Linked DNA regions of Homo sapiens: region 2 is linked to region 1. A link is a contact called in ENCODE Hi-C or POLR2A ChIA-PET data. All regions are on one chromosome and are shown on one strand. The core of a region is the stretch at or near the end of the contact, and the rest is flanking DNA. Distances in the headings are between cores, read along the strand shown. Region 1 overlaps ARID5B (AT-rich interaction domain 5B). Region 2 has its middle 35 kb from the start of CABCOCO1.

Evidence for each region. A loop is a pair of places that touch in the nucleus more often than their neighbours do. ChIA-PET counts read pairs that join two places held with the same protein, here RNA polymerase II (POLR2A). Pooled maps may share reads with other maps.
Region 2: a loop to region 1 is called in a pooled map, with 2.1 times the contacts of the local background. The contact joins two enhancer-like sites. A Hi-C loop is called at or near these places in 3 of 50 pooled maps. POLR2A ChIA-PET finds 5 or more read pairs at or near these places in 2 of 52 experiments (MCF 10A and PC-3).

The regions. Positions count from the first base shown.
Region 1 is chr10:62,035,429-62,041,447 of GRCh38, reverse strand. All of the region lies in intron 4 of ARID5B (AT-rich interaction domain 5B), which reads right to left. Among named protein-coding and RNA genes, the nearest start is that of ARID5B, 140 kb to the right of the region's middle. RefSeq lists an enhancer at 210-269. Within about 2 kb of position 2,652, at least 25 of the 41 ENCODE cell types and tissues checked have a DNase peak (open chromatin) inside an H3K27ac peak, as active enhancers do.
Region 2 is chr10:61,624,781-61,631,090 of GRCh38, reverse strand. No RefSeq gene overlaps it. Among named protein-coding and RNA genes, the nearest start is that of CABCOCO1, 35 kb to the left of the region's middle. Within about 2 kb of position 2,115, at least 6 of the 41 ENCODE cell types and tissues checked have a DNase peak (open chromatin) inside an H3K27ac peak, as active enhancers do.

The DNA.
Region 1 (6,019 bases), core at 1,403-3,902:
AGGATAGTCTTTTACTTAAAAGTAAAAAGATGACTATTTTTGGTTGTCTGAGATTCGGAGACATTTTTCTTTGTTCAGGCAAATCCCTCTCACCCTTCCTCCCTATGAGGGCACCAGCACCATCCCCAACTAAGTACCTCAGTGGTCTCTGAGCTTCATTTGTTTGTGCAGGTACCGGAGCCAAGATACTGGAAAATGACTTTAAAAACTCTTCTGTGGTACCAAGAACCTCATGCAAACTCACAGATTGTATAGAAGAGCGTGTGTCTTGGAGCAGGGTGGGGTGAGGGTACAGAATGAGAAGAGCTTTGGGGCCTGGAGTGGGCGTGGAGAGGCAGCAACAAGGTTGATAATACCTGGTGACATGTTAACTAAGGGCAGATTATAAGCCGTGGGGCAAGCTAGAGTGATCACTCAATTGGAGGGAGGGTTTGTTACACTATAGAGAAACAGCACACAGATACCATCAGAAACCCTAATGTAAAGCTAACAATGAACCCAGAAGAGGTTACAGCTTCTTTACATTTTTCACTGTAAGATAAAACATTTCTATGACTATTTAGAATTGCTGTGTCTGATACAGTCACCGCTAGCCACGTGTCCCTTGAGTATCTGAAATACTATATGTCAAGTCCAAATTGAGATGTGCCGCAGTGTAAAATACACACTGGATCTCCAAGACTTAATACAAAATAAAAGTAAAATATCTCATTAATAACATTTTATATTGATTGCATATTGAAATGATAATATTTTGAATATACTGGGTTAAATAAAATATATTATTAAAATTAACTCCACATGTTTCTTTTTACCTTTTAAAATGTGGTTACTAGAATATTTTAAATTACATGTGGCTCACATTATCTTTCTCTTGGGCGATGCTGGTTTAGTCAATAATTCAATGTTATGATTATAGATATGTTCTTGGAAATATGTGTTAAGGAGCAGACAGAACAAGATTAACATCTGAAGCTAGAATAATCAGCAAAAGTCACGATTCAATGTTTCAATACATTTAAGATTTTATTCACTGTTATGGAGGGTAGTCATGTAAAAACGTTATATATAGTTATATATACACATTACACACATATATATATATATAATGTTATAATAGTATCTAAAAATTTTTCTTAAGCTGAGGTCTCCCTTCTGTAAAATTCAAATCTGGTAATCATTGACTCAAGGCTACTAAATGGCCCTGATGAAGATGTTATTTCATTAACTTTCTTAACTAAGATGTCAAAGTAAATGTTAAGCTTTGACAACAGACTGGAGAAGAGACAGAAAGAGAGAGAGAGTGAGAATGGAGAGAGAGAGGGGAAGGAACTAGCTAATTATTTATTTCATGACTTGTTCTCTCCTGCTGTCAATATGGGTCGGGTATAATGTAAGCCATTTTCATCATCCAGTACAAACTGAATAGGAGAAAATGGAGCTGGAGTGATTTTAGTTGCTTGGAAGTAGACACTTCTTAATCTCCAACTATTGAGTAAGTTAATGGTCTGACTTTTTGGACATTTCATCTGAGAATAAATAGAGAGGTCAGTTACAGTCAGGCCTAAATGCAGGGGCATAGCCTCATTGGCTTTGCCAACCTGCTTCAGGTCCCATTTATGACAAAATATGAGATTATTCATTGAAGACTGGCATTCCAATAAGCCCAGAAAAGTTGAACAGAACAAAAAGGTTTGAACTCTGGGGGCAGGGAGGAGAAACATTCTTTCCGCAATCATTCTTAGCACCAAAAAACCATCAGGCATCACTGAGAAGGCGGCTGCCCGGTGCTCAGTTTGCCCTGTGTCCCATCCTCCCAAACAACTTGTTATAGTAGCCAAAATCAAAGCTGATTCCCTCCACCTCCTCACTTTTTGATTCCTGTGGCAGCAGCAACACAGAAACCTAACTAGACATTAACAGCCCTCCAAACACTACATGCCAATCAAAAGGCTGCACACACATGGTAAAATGGGTTCCTATGGTAAAAATAAAAGAGCAACAATGGTGGCTATAGAAAGAAGCTTAGGAAATATTTTCTTTTCTTAGAAGGCAGTAGTTGCTGTAGCATTTAAGGCAGTAACATGCAGAAAGGCTTAGACCAAAATTTCTGCAACATCAATGAAACATGCAATCAATATCATACATTCTACTGTATCATACTTATATTGTACTAATTTTGATGAAATGATTGGGCGGTTTCAACCTATGTACCACGAAGCAATCTGCACACCTCTGGTATGTTTCTGATATCTAACTATAGAAGTATTTGTCTTTGTCCTCCAAACTCTTTTATAGCACATGGTATGCATATTTCAGCATCCAACATTATTAACTCATGAGCAACTGTCAGTTGATGGTTATCTAACACATGGGGTCTGCACAAAAGGGATCCTTATTTGGGCAAAAGCTCTTGTCTGCACCAGTCTGTCTATATTTTCCCTCAGAATAACTTTATTTGGATCATTATTCGCTGTTAGTGGAAACTCGGAGGCTGCATGTATGGCAATCGGAAGGTGGAGAAATAAATCCTTAACAAGTTCAAACACTTAGCTGATATTAAAACCATTTCTAGCTTTGTTAGCTGAAAGCAAACGCTCCATTGCCCTCTCGTGGTGAGTCGATGGGATGCGGTGGGACGACCAAAAAAACCCGCAGAAACTAACAAAAGAGTTTACTCCAATACAGGTGACAACATTCATCTTGGATAGAAACAGCCACAAATGACAACCTTATGTTGTTTTATATGTTTTAGAATTTACATTTTCAGCCCTCTTATGTGGAGATTGGACAAGGTGGGGTAGGTGGGGTTTGTAATATGGAAATTAGAACTTTGTCTTTCTGCAATACAATGACTTCACTATATTTACAACCATAGCTGCTATATATGTGGCAAATTGATTTTTATGAGATTTAGAAACTTAAAAAAATCATGCTCACATTTTAAAAGCTCCTTTAAACCAAAAATAGACTGATGTTCCAACTGGTTTGGAATTATAGGAACCAAGGAAAGAAGTCTGAATAATTCCCTAATATGGAAGAAAAACTGGCTTTTTTTCTTTTCTTTTTTTTTTTTTAAATAAGGAACAGTTTGTTTCTGACAATAGGCAACATGTGGGACTTATAGAACCAAGTATAGGTACAGAATTTATCTTTCTATATTGTCTAAAAATAAAATTTTAAAAAATTCTGAACTCCAAATTTAATAGTCAGTTACCCAATTGGGTATTTATCTTTTAAAAACACCATTTAAAATTTCTGCTGTATGCCTTTCAACAATTTCCTGCCTAACAGGCCCATCCCCAGAAAGCAAACAAACCTGGTATTAAAACAGACTGAAGAGCTTAAGAGAAAGCTGGGGGAGAAGTCAGGGCAAAGTACATGAGAACATAAACTACTTTTTTAAATCTTACTACCAGTAAATGTACCATTTTTCTCTTTTATGTGTCTTCTCTTCAGATAAAAGCCACTCCTCCAACCAGCATTACAGAAATGCTCTGTATTTTTATAATATGATTTTAGGGGCAGATTAATCTCAAATTGGCTTTTCCACTCAAATGTGGAAGTTCAGTTTTGCAACAACAGTTGTTTGATTTTGTCTTTGAATTAGCAAAGTTCTTAAAGTAATTTTACTATAAAATTAAACAGCTGGGAGTTCTTTAGCAAAACATGACAACTCTTGTTCTTCTTTGTACTATTGTGCAAGCTGAAATACCCTTTCTTTCATGTCTTTATATTCCAAAATGAATTCCCTAGTTACCCTTGTTTAGCTTTAAGAAAAATAATAAAGAAGGGGGGCGGTTTTTGCTGACCTCTGAAATTCACAGGCTTTTAAGCACAGGGCGTTTACACAAGGTGCGTTCTCAAAGGGCTTTTGTTTAATTCCTATTATGGAATGAAAAATGATATTTTGCCCCAATACAATGCCAATCTTTGTGTACGGCAAAGCTGTTGACAAGTATTTCTGTGGAGCAAGGCATCTTATGCCGATTTCGCAGATGGGAAAACTGAAACATCTCTAAATGGTGAGGAAATATGGGACTAAGATGTTCATAGAGGCTGGAATTAAATTTAGAATTTGACTCTTAGCCCAGGACTCTAACCATGTGAGGGCCCTAACTCTCTGGAATCAACAGAAGGGCAATTTTAAAACATTCTTTTGACGTTATTAACCACAGCCTCGGGGCTCAGGGAAATGAGTGGGGGAGGGCCTGGAAACATAATACAGAGCTGCTAGGTGACAGCCTCTTGCAACATTGCTAATACTTTGGATTACTTGATCCATATTGCCGTATATTCTACTAATATTCTGGGGCTTAATGATTTCCTTTGTATCTTAAAAAATTAGAGTCTAGATTCAAGGGCTAGTGTAGACTGCTTCTTAAAATATGGAGCCGGAGAGTCATGACAAGACAAATTGTGGAAAGCGGTTCTTGGCTTTTCACATGAATCTGGAACCAAAGATCACTGCTAAGAGTTGGTGAAACCATAGATGTTATGCCAGTAGGATTCGTCATTGGAGTCATTTATAAAATGATGGAATTCCATAGCTTTAGGAAAACCTCGGGCACCAGCTAGTCATTCTCCACATCAGAAAAGACAGGACCAGAGAGCCTGCCACTCGCCCAGAGTCACCCAGTGAGTAGCAGAGCTGCGACAGACTCTGGTTTCTGTTGCATGAGATCAGCAGCAGAGCCTTGGCAGCAGATGGTTTTTCAATGGGCCCTGAATACCTCCATTTGGGTCTCTGCAGGGTGAGCCCTGTCATCCCAAGACCATGTTACTGAAACACACTTTCCAAGGAACTGTAATTAATAAAGTCAAATGGGAGCTGACAAGGACATTCCCACTGTGTTCATATGCCAAAACATACAAGCAAGAAAGCTCACTTGGAGTGCATGAAGCGCAGGTCCTTCTGGCAGGACTTCTGTGCACCATACTCCCAGCTGTTTGCTCAGACCCAAATGTGAGGTACTAGCAGCAAAACACTTGCAAAGCCATCAGGAAAGTGCTCTGGCATTGGGCGTCAACAACCGCCACCTGCTTGCTAGGCTGGGCTGAAAAAACAAAGGAGCCCTCCTGGGGGTGAGGAAGGGCTTTGGGAACTCAGGACCTCTGGGATCAAGAAGAAATGGACCACAGGCCACTGTGCTAGGGAGCATCGTCCTCACCTTCTAGCAGTAACTCATGCCTCAGAGGTCCCAAGCACATTACACAGCTTTATACCTGTGTGCCTTTGTTCCTGGGCTTCCTCTGACATCGATACCTTTTCTTTTTTAGCTTTTCTCCCTCCTGCCCTAACTCCTCGCTTAAAAGCTTCCTTGGCCAGGTGCAGTGGCTCGCGCCCGTAATCCCAGCACTTTGGGAGGCTGAGGTGGGTGGATCACCTCAGGTCAGGAGTTCAAGACCAGCCTGGCCAACACAGTGAAACCGCGTCTCTACTAAAAACACAAAAATTACATGGGCATGGTGGCGGGCGCCTGTAATCCCACCTACTTGGGAGGCTGAGGCAGGAGAATTGCTTGACCGTGGGAGGCAGAACATGAAGTGAGCCGAGATCGTGCCACTGCACTCCAGCCTGGGTGACAAGATCGAGACTCTGTCTCCACCCCCAGCCAAAACAAAACAAAACAAAACAAAAAGCTTCCTTACTCTCCCTCATCTCCAGCTGGGTGAGAAAACCCTTGTCAATACCTGTACAAAGTATGCTTTGGGTTGGTCGTGGTGGCTCACACTGAGACCAGCCTGGCCAACATGGTGAAACCCCGTCCCTACTAAAAAATACAAAAATTAGCTGGGCATGGTGGCAGACGCCTGTGATCGCAGCTACTCGGGAGGCTGGGACAGGAGAATCACTTAAACCCATGAGGTGGAGGTTGCAGTGAGCTAAGACTGTGCCACTGCACTCCAGCCTGGGCAATGAGTGAGACTCCGTCTTAAAATAATTAATAACAAATTTGAAAAAATGCAAAAAACAAGCATGCTTTGATCCTGGCACCTGGCACCCTGTACTGAAATC
Region 2 (6,310 bases), core at 866-3,365, 410 kb after region 1:
TCTGCTCACCTCAGGGGGACCTGCTCATCAGTTAGGAGCAGACAAAGAGGTCTTAACAGAACATCTATGAAGAGGTAAAAGGCTTCCTGGGACTCTCTGTAAAACTTTGTCAAAGGGTTTTTCAGTGACATAAACTTCCTCTTATCTATGTTGTATTGTTACATGAGAAAAGCATGCTGCAGAGAAGTATATATATATATATATATATATATAGCAGGACCCCATTTTCTCCTAACAAAATGCTCCTATATCTACATTTATAGATGCATAGATGCTGTCATGTTTGTGGGGTTACCTTAGGTACTTTGGGGAGAAAAGGATAAAAAAGCTGTGGAAAATGATAGGTTCCTAGTGTGATGTAAACGGAACATATGCAATATATCACAGTCAGGCCTCCGACATTGCCACAAATAGGTCATCTTTGAATGTTCCTATGAACATGGTTTCAAGGTAACGTGGTTAAAAGAGAGCACTGGGCTGGGTGCAGTAGCTCACACCTATAATCCCAGCACTTTGGAAGGCTGATGTGGGTGGATCACCTGAGGTCAGGGGTTCGAGACCAGCCTGACCAGCGTGGTGAAACCCCCATCTCTACTAAAAATACAAAAATTAGCCAGGTGTGGTGGCGCACACTTGTAATCCCAGCTACTCAGGAGGCTGAGGCAGGAGAATTGCTTGAATCTGGGAGGTGGAGGTTGCATTTGTGCTATTGCACTCCAGCCTGGGTGACAAGAGTGAAACTCCTTCTCAAAAAAAAAAAAAAAACAACAACAACACAAAAACCAGCACTGCTTTGTTTAGATGATGGGGATATGGGCAGTTTTGGTCTTGGATTTCTTTGGTTATTTGAGTTTAGTTTTTTCTCTATGATAAAACAACAAAACAAACAAAAAAAGAACTCCCCCAATCTGTGGACACTTAGTTGTGCCTATAGGTGTACAGCCAGCAGTGACACACCTTGCAGCATGAGAGGCAACTTCACCAGGCCTCTCGACTCCTCTCTGTGCTTCTGTATAACCTTTTTTTTCTTTATTTTTATATATAACTTTTTTTAAAGACTGGGTCTCACTATGTTGTCCGACTGGCCTTGAACTCCTGTGTTCAAATGATCCTCCGGCCTCAGTCTCCCTCCCAGCAAGTGACTAGAGCTACATGTGCACATTACTGCACCCCGCTCCCCTCTGTGCTTCTAAAGGGGGGCCACCCTCTCTGTTCTCATGGGCCACATGCTGGCATTGACTGAAAGTCCCTAACCACGCACCCCTCCCTGCAGTCAACAGTAACAAACATAGAGGGAGCCCTCTGGGAAGTTGGTAAACAGCAATGCGCATGACCTGTCTAAAGGGGCAGGAGAGACTCCTCTCTTGGAGGCTGTTGCCTTTCAGGATGGTGAGCCCAGTATCTTCAGATCTTCCAGTTCTTCTCAAAAAGTACAAAATTCAGATTAGAGGTGAGCACTCTTTGTTTTTAATGAGTGGCACTGAATCGGATCTGACAAGATGCTATGCAAGCCAAATTGGATACATTTGCAATCACATGCCATTGTGCCTTGAAGGGGAAAGGGCCTAGTTCAATCCTTTAACAAGAGCTCAGGAAAGTTCAAGTTTATGGTTTTTGGATGGGGTGCCATTTAATGTGGGTGAAGTGGTGGAGTGTGGTCGTTAGGTTGGGGAAAACAGAGCATATATAAGAGATTTCACAAAGTCACACACTGGGGAAGAAGGGTACCTGTGGTCCCATAAAAAGACATTGTTGATTCTTTTTGCTGATTTTTCAGTTTTGCTAAGTATCTATCTTTTTCCAGTTATCTTTTCTGTCTTAGACCAATTGTGAAAGTTGAACTCTGAAGCTCAAACTCTAAGAGTGTCATGCTACTTCCATAAGGAGGGAAGACATTCTCTCTCCAATACACACACACACACACACACACACACACACACAGAGCCCACACAGCCCACACAGCCCACACAGCCCAAGCATGAAGAAACGTGAAATGTTGTTTTTCTCTTTTGATTACTTAAGAGTCAGGGGTAGGAAAGAACTGAAGTAAATACTATAGTGCGTCATCGCATGTTCTGAATTCCAGCATAATTCAAACACCTCCCACTAAGATGTGTCATTCTGCCTCTAGGCAGGACTGTTCTTAAATTGTGCTTGACATATTTAAATTGTCCTTGACCTGTGGTGTTCATTAAGCCCTCCTGGGAATTAAGTGTCCTTAGAAATTCTCAGAAAGTATCTCTCTAGAAAATGAAATTCTCTATCTCCATCAAAAAGATAAAGGTATTGCCTTCACTCTGCTGTATCTTAAAGGGGAAAAAAATGTAGGTTATCATGTAGACAGTAGAATTAAGTCAGTGCCAGCAAGTATTCAAGAGGTATGCCTTATATAGCTCATGACTTAATATCGGCAAAAGCCTCCTCCCCAGTCTGTCTTCAGAAAGGAGGCACAAGAATTCTGGAACATCATAGTTATTAATTTTTAAACAGTGCTGGAAAACTACTGCTTTTAAAACATGGAAATATTAAGAATTGTTCTGTGCCCAAAACAGATATTCTTATTTTAGAAAGTGCTTCTTCACCAACTATCATAACATTCTTTTGCAAAGAGCTAGTTAAAAAGGAGTAAAATATTTTCTGCATTGCAAGTCTGTCTTCTCTGTTCTGTTTCAAGCCAATAACTCATTTTATGCAGGCACAAACCAAGAATTTTGAAATTTCTGAGTCATCATCAGAATAGCATATTCTCCATGATCCTGAAGACACGTTTCTTGATAACACTTTGATTACTATATCCCTAGATGGATATCTCTGGTACATTGTCTGTCTAGCAGTCATATATTCCCACCTATTTGTCTTGGTAATTTCAGGCTCCAGAAGAACATATGGGCCATATTCACAACTTCTACCATTTTCAGTGTTTATCTTTATTCCGTCAAATTTCCTAAGAGTTCTTTCCATTTCCCTTCTGTCTCTCTGTTCTCTTCATTTTTTTTTTCTGAGTGTGCTGATCAGTAATTCATTTTTGTAGAGCTCCAGTTTAAAAGTTTGTGGGATAGGGAAGTTCAGTGTTAAGAAAATGGCAGATCCATAGGCTAAGGTTTTAGTCCTTGCTCTGTCATTGTTTAACATTAATAATTCTTATAGGTCATTTAGCATTCATATGTCTTAGATTCACCATTTACCAAATGCAGTGACAGCAGTTTCCTCCTACCAGCTTAGCAGGACTATAGTGGCAATGAATAAAGTACATGAATTACTTTGAGATTCTTTAGAAAAATCTTGAGTTCTTGACCTTACTCTGCCAACAACTCTGTTTGCAGCCTGTGGAAGTTGCTTTGACTGTTCTTTGCTTTGGCTTCTCCATCTGAACAATCTGAGGGATAATTACTTAATCTACTTTACAGAGATGCCTGAGTCTCCATAGGCAATTGTGATACTTTGAAAATAATTTAAGGCAGTATGGTCCAGCTTCTGGAATAGAAAGAATAGTGCACTATGGCTATCAATGGCCTGTTATGTGTAGACACTTGCGCTTTATGTTAATTACATGATCTCTCATAACCTTTTACCATCTCTGCCACGTGTTTATAATAACCTCTATTTTTCATGCAGATGAGAAAACAGGCTTGGTATGTGAAAAACTAGTCCAAAGCCACAAAACCTAGTAAGAGGCAAAACCAGAATTTGAATCTAGTTTGTTTCATTTTTGAGTGTTTTTCAACTTAAATAAGTTATGGCTGGTATATTTTTATTAATTTTTGTTTTTTGAGACGGAGTTTCGCTCTTGTTGCCCAGGCTGGAGTGCAATGGTGCGATCTTGGCTCACTGCAACCTCTGCCTCCCGGGTTCAAGCAATTCTCCTGCCTCAGCCTCCTGAATAGCTGGGACTATAGGCATGCACCACCACACCTGGCTAATTTTGTATTTTTAGTAGAGATGGGGTTTCTCCATGTTGGTCAGGCTGGTCTTGAACTCCCAACTTCAGGTGATCCGTCCACCTTGGCCTCCCAAAGTGCAGGGATTACAGGCGTGAGCCACTGCACTTGGCCTATTTTTATTAATTTATATACACGTTGGCATAATTAGCCTTTATTATAAAAATTTTGGAATATATAGAATTTTGATCTAAACTTCTGAATGTCACCTGTTCCTGCATCAAAGACAATGGCAACTTTAGAAATGACTTTCGGGACAAAGTAGCCAAGTATTGTTTCTAATAAGAGTTTAACTACAGATGTCACAAGGAAGTACATACTGTATTAAATCTATAATGACAGAAAGCAGATCATTTATTGCCAGAGACCAGGGTTGGTGGGAGGCAACTTTGGAAACGGAAGAAGGGAACCCTCTGGGTTGATGAAAATAGTCTATATTTTAATTGTGTTTACACAGGTGCATAGATTTGTCAAAACCTGTTTGTCTTCACACTTACAATGGGAACATCTTACTGTCAATAAATTATACCTCAATAGACTTGGTTTATAAATTACAGACATTATCATTCAATTGCCATCTGATCAGGCAAGTGACTTAACTGTTCTGTTTCATATTCCCTCTGTGTACACAGGGATACTGACTTTACCCACCTCAAAAATTGGGGGAAGTATTCAATAAGGTAATCCATCTAGAGAGCTTACCCTCATATTTGTCCATAGCAGGCACTCAACACATGCTTATTCAGCAAAAATATGCTTCAGACACTATTCTCAGCAGTAAATAAGACAAAATTCCTGCCCTCACTGGGCTTATATTCTAGACTGGGGGAGGCAGACAGTAAGCAGCAGGGAGACAAAGAAATGACCGAGATACCATCAAACAGCAGTGAGGGCTGTGAAGCCAGGCAAGCGGGGATGCAATAATGCCTGAGGATGGTGACCATTTCTCTGAGTGGTCCTTGTGAGGAAGTGTCTTTTCCAATGAGACCCAGATAGTATCAAGGAGACAACCACAGGGAAATCAGGCTAGTGTTCCAGGCAGAGGGAACAGAATGTGGAAAGGACCCAAGCTAGGAGCCAGGCTCTGTTCAAGGAACCAGGCTCCAGAAGTAAGAGGAATAAGAAGTGAGTTTGGAAAACACAGCAGCAGGACAACTCAGCTCATCTACGCAATGGGGGGATGATGGAGATCTGATGGGAAGTAGTGAATCTAAGACATAAGTGTGTTAAATGACCTATAAGAATTATTAACCTTAATGGGAAGGATGTGATCTGATTTACATTTAAACAAATTTCTTTGGCTGCTGCATAAGGTATGGATTCTAAAAGTGTGAGAGTAGAAGCCGGGAGACAAGGAAAGAAATAATGCTGCAAGGCCTAGGGTAGTAGGAATAGAGACAGTGAGAGGTGGCCAGATTTGGAATCTATTTTGAAGTAGAGAAAATAAGAATGCCAACAGTTTTGATGTGGCAAAGGATAAGGAATTTTTTTTTTTGGCTTGAACAACTAGGTGTAATATTGTTGCTATTTACTGGCTTGACATTCACTGATCATATTTTAATAATTTTTACTGAAAAGCCATTTAGTGAGCTATTAGGCATTATATCATAAAGTGTTTCTGGGCTAACTACTGATATAAAGTGTGTGTGTGCTAAGTATTATTTTGGGGTCAAACCCTTAGCTTTAGATTTTAAGCTCCCTATTTGTAAACCAAATGGCTGTGCTGGAACCATTTCTGAAATCAGAAGGGCAATTGTGATTGTATGTGAGTGTGCATGTGTAAGTGTGAGTGTGTGTGTATGTGCAGTGTGTTATCGAGGCTCCAGAGTTCTGCTTTCAAGAGTGACATTGGAAGGTAGAGCCTAGAATTTCTTACCAGTAGGGGTTTTGAAGTTACCCCTTGCTCACTTCACTTGTACTTTTCTACAACTCTGCATAATCTTTATGGAGCTAAGATTTTGCCCAACTGTGGTTCTCTCATTATTGCTGTATGTTTCTAAAGCAATGAGAATTCTACCAGTCATCCCCAGTATCTCTGGAGTGACAAGTGGGCAAATGTCTAGGAGATTCCTCTAGTTTCCTGTCCTAGCTTAGAGATCTGTGGTTGAAGCTTAATTGTAGCACTTTGGTGGACAGGTTCCAAGACAACATCACAGTAGTTGATGAGTACAGCTTTCCCTCACACCTTTACTTTCTTCCTCACAGATTATTCTTCTTGTTTCCCTCTGCTTGGGTCTCCTCTTGAAAAGCCACTGGAAGTTTTACTCAGTGTGAAGGACTACTCTGGGATAAATCATTGAACCATGTTTCCCAGGGGAAAACTGATAGCAGGTGGAAGCTCTAATTCAATAATAATAATAGTTAATAATAAG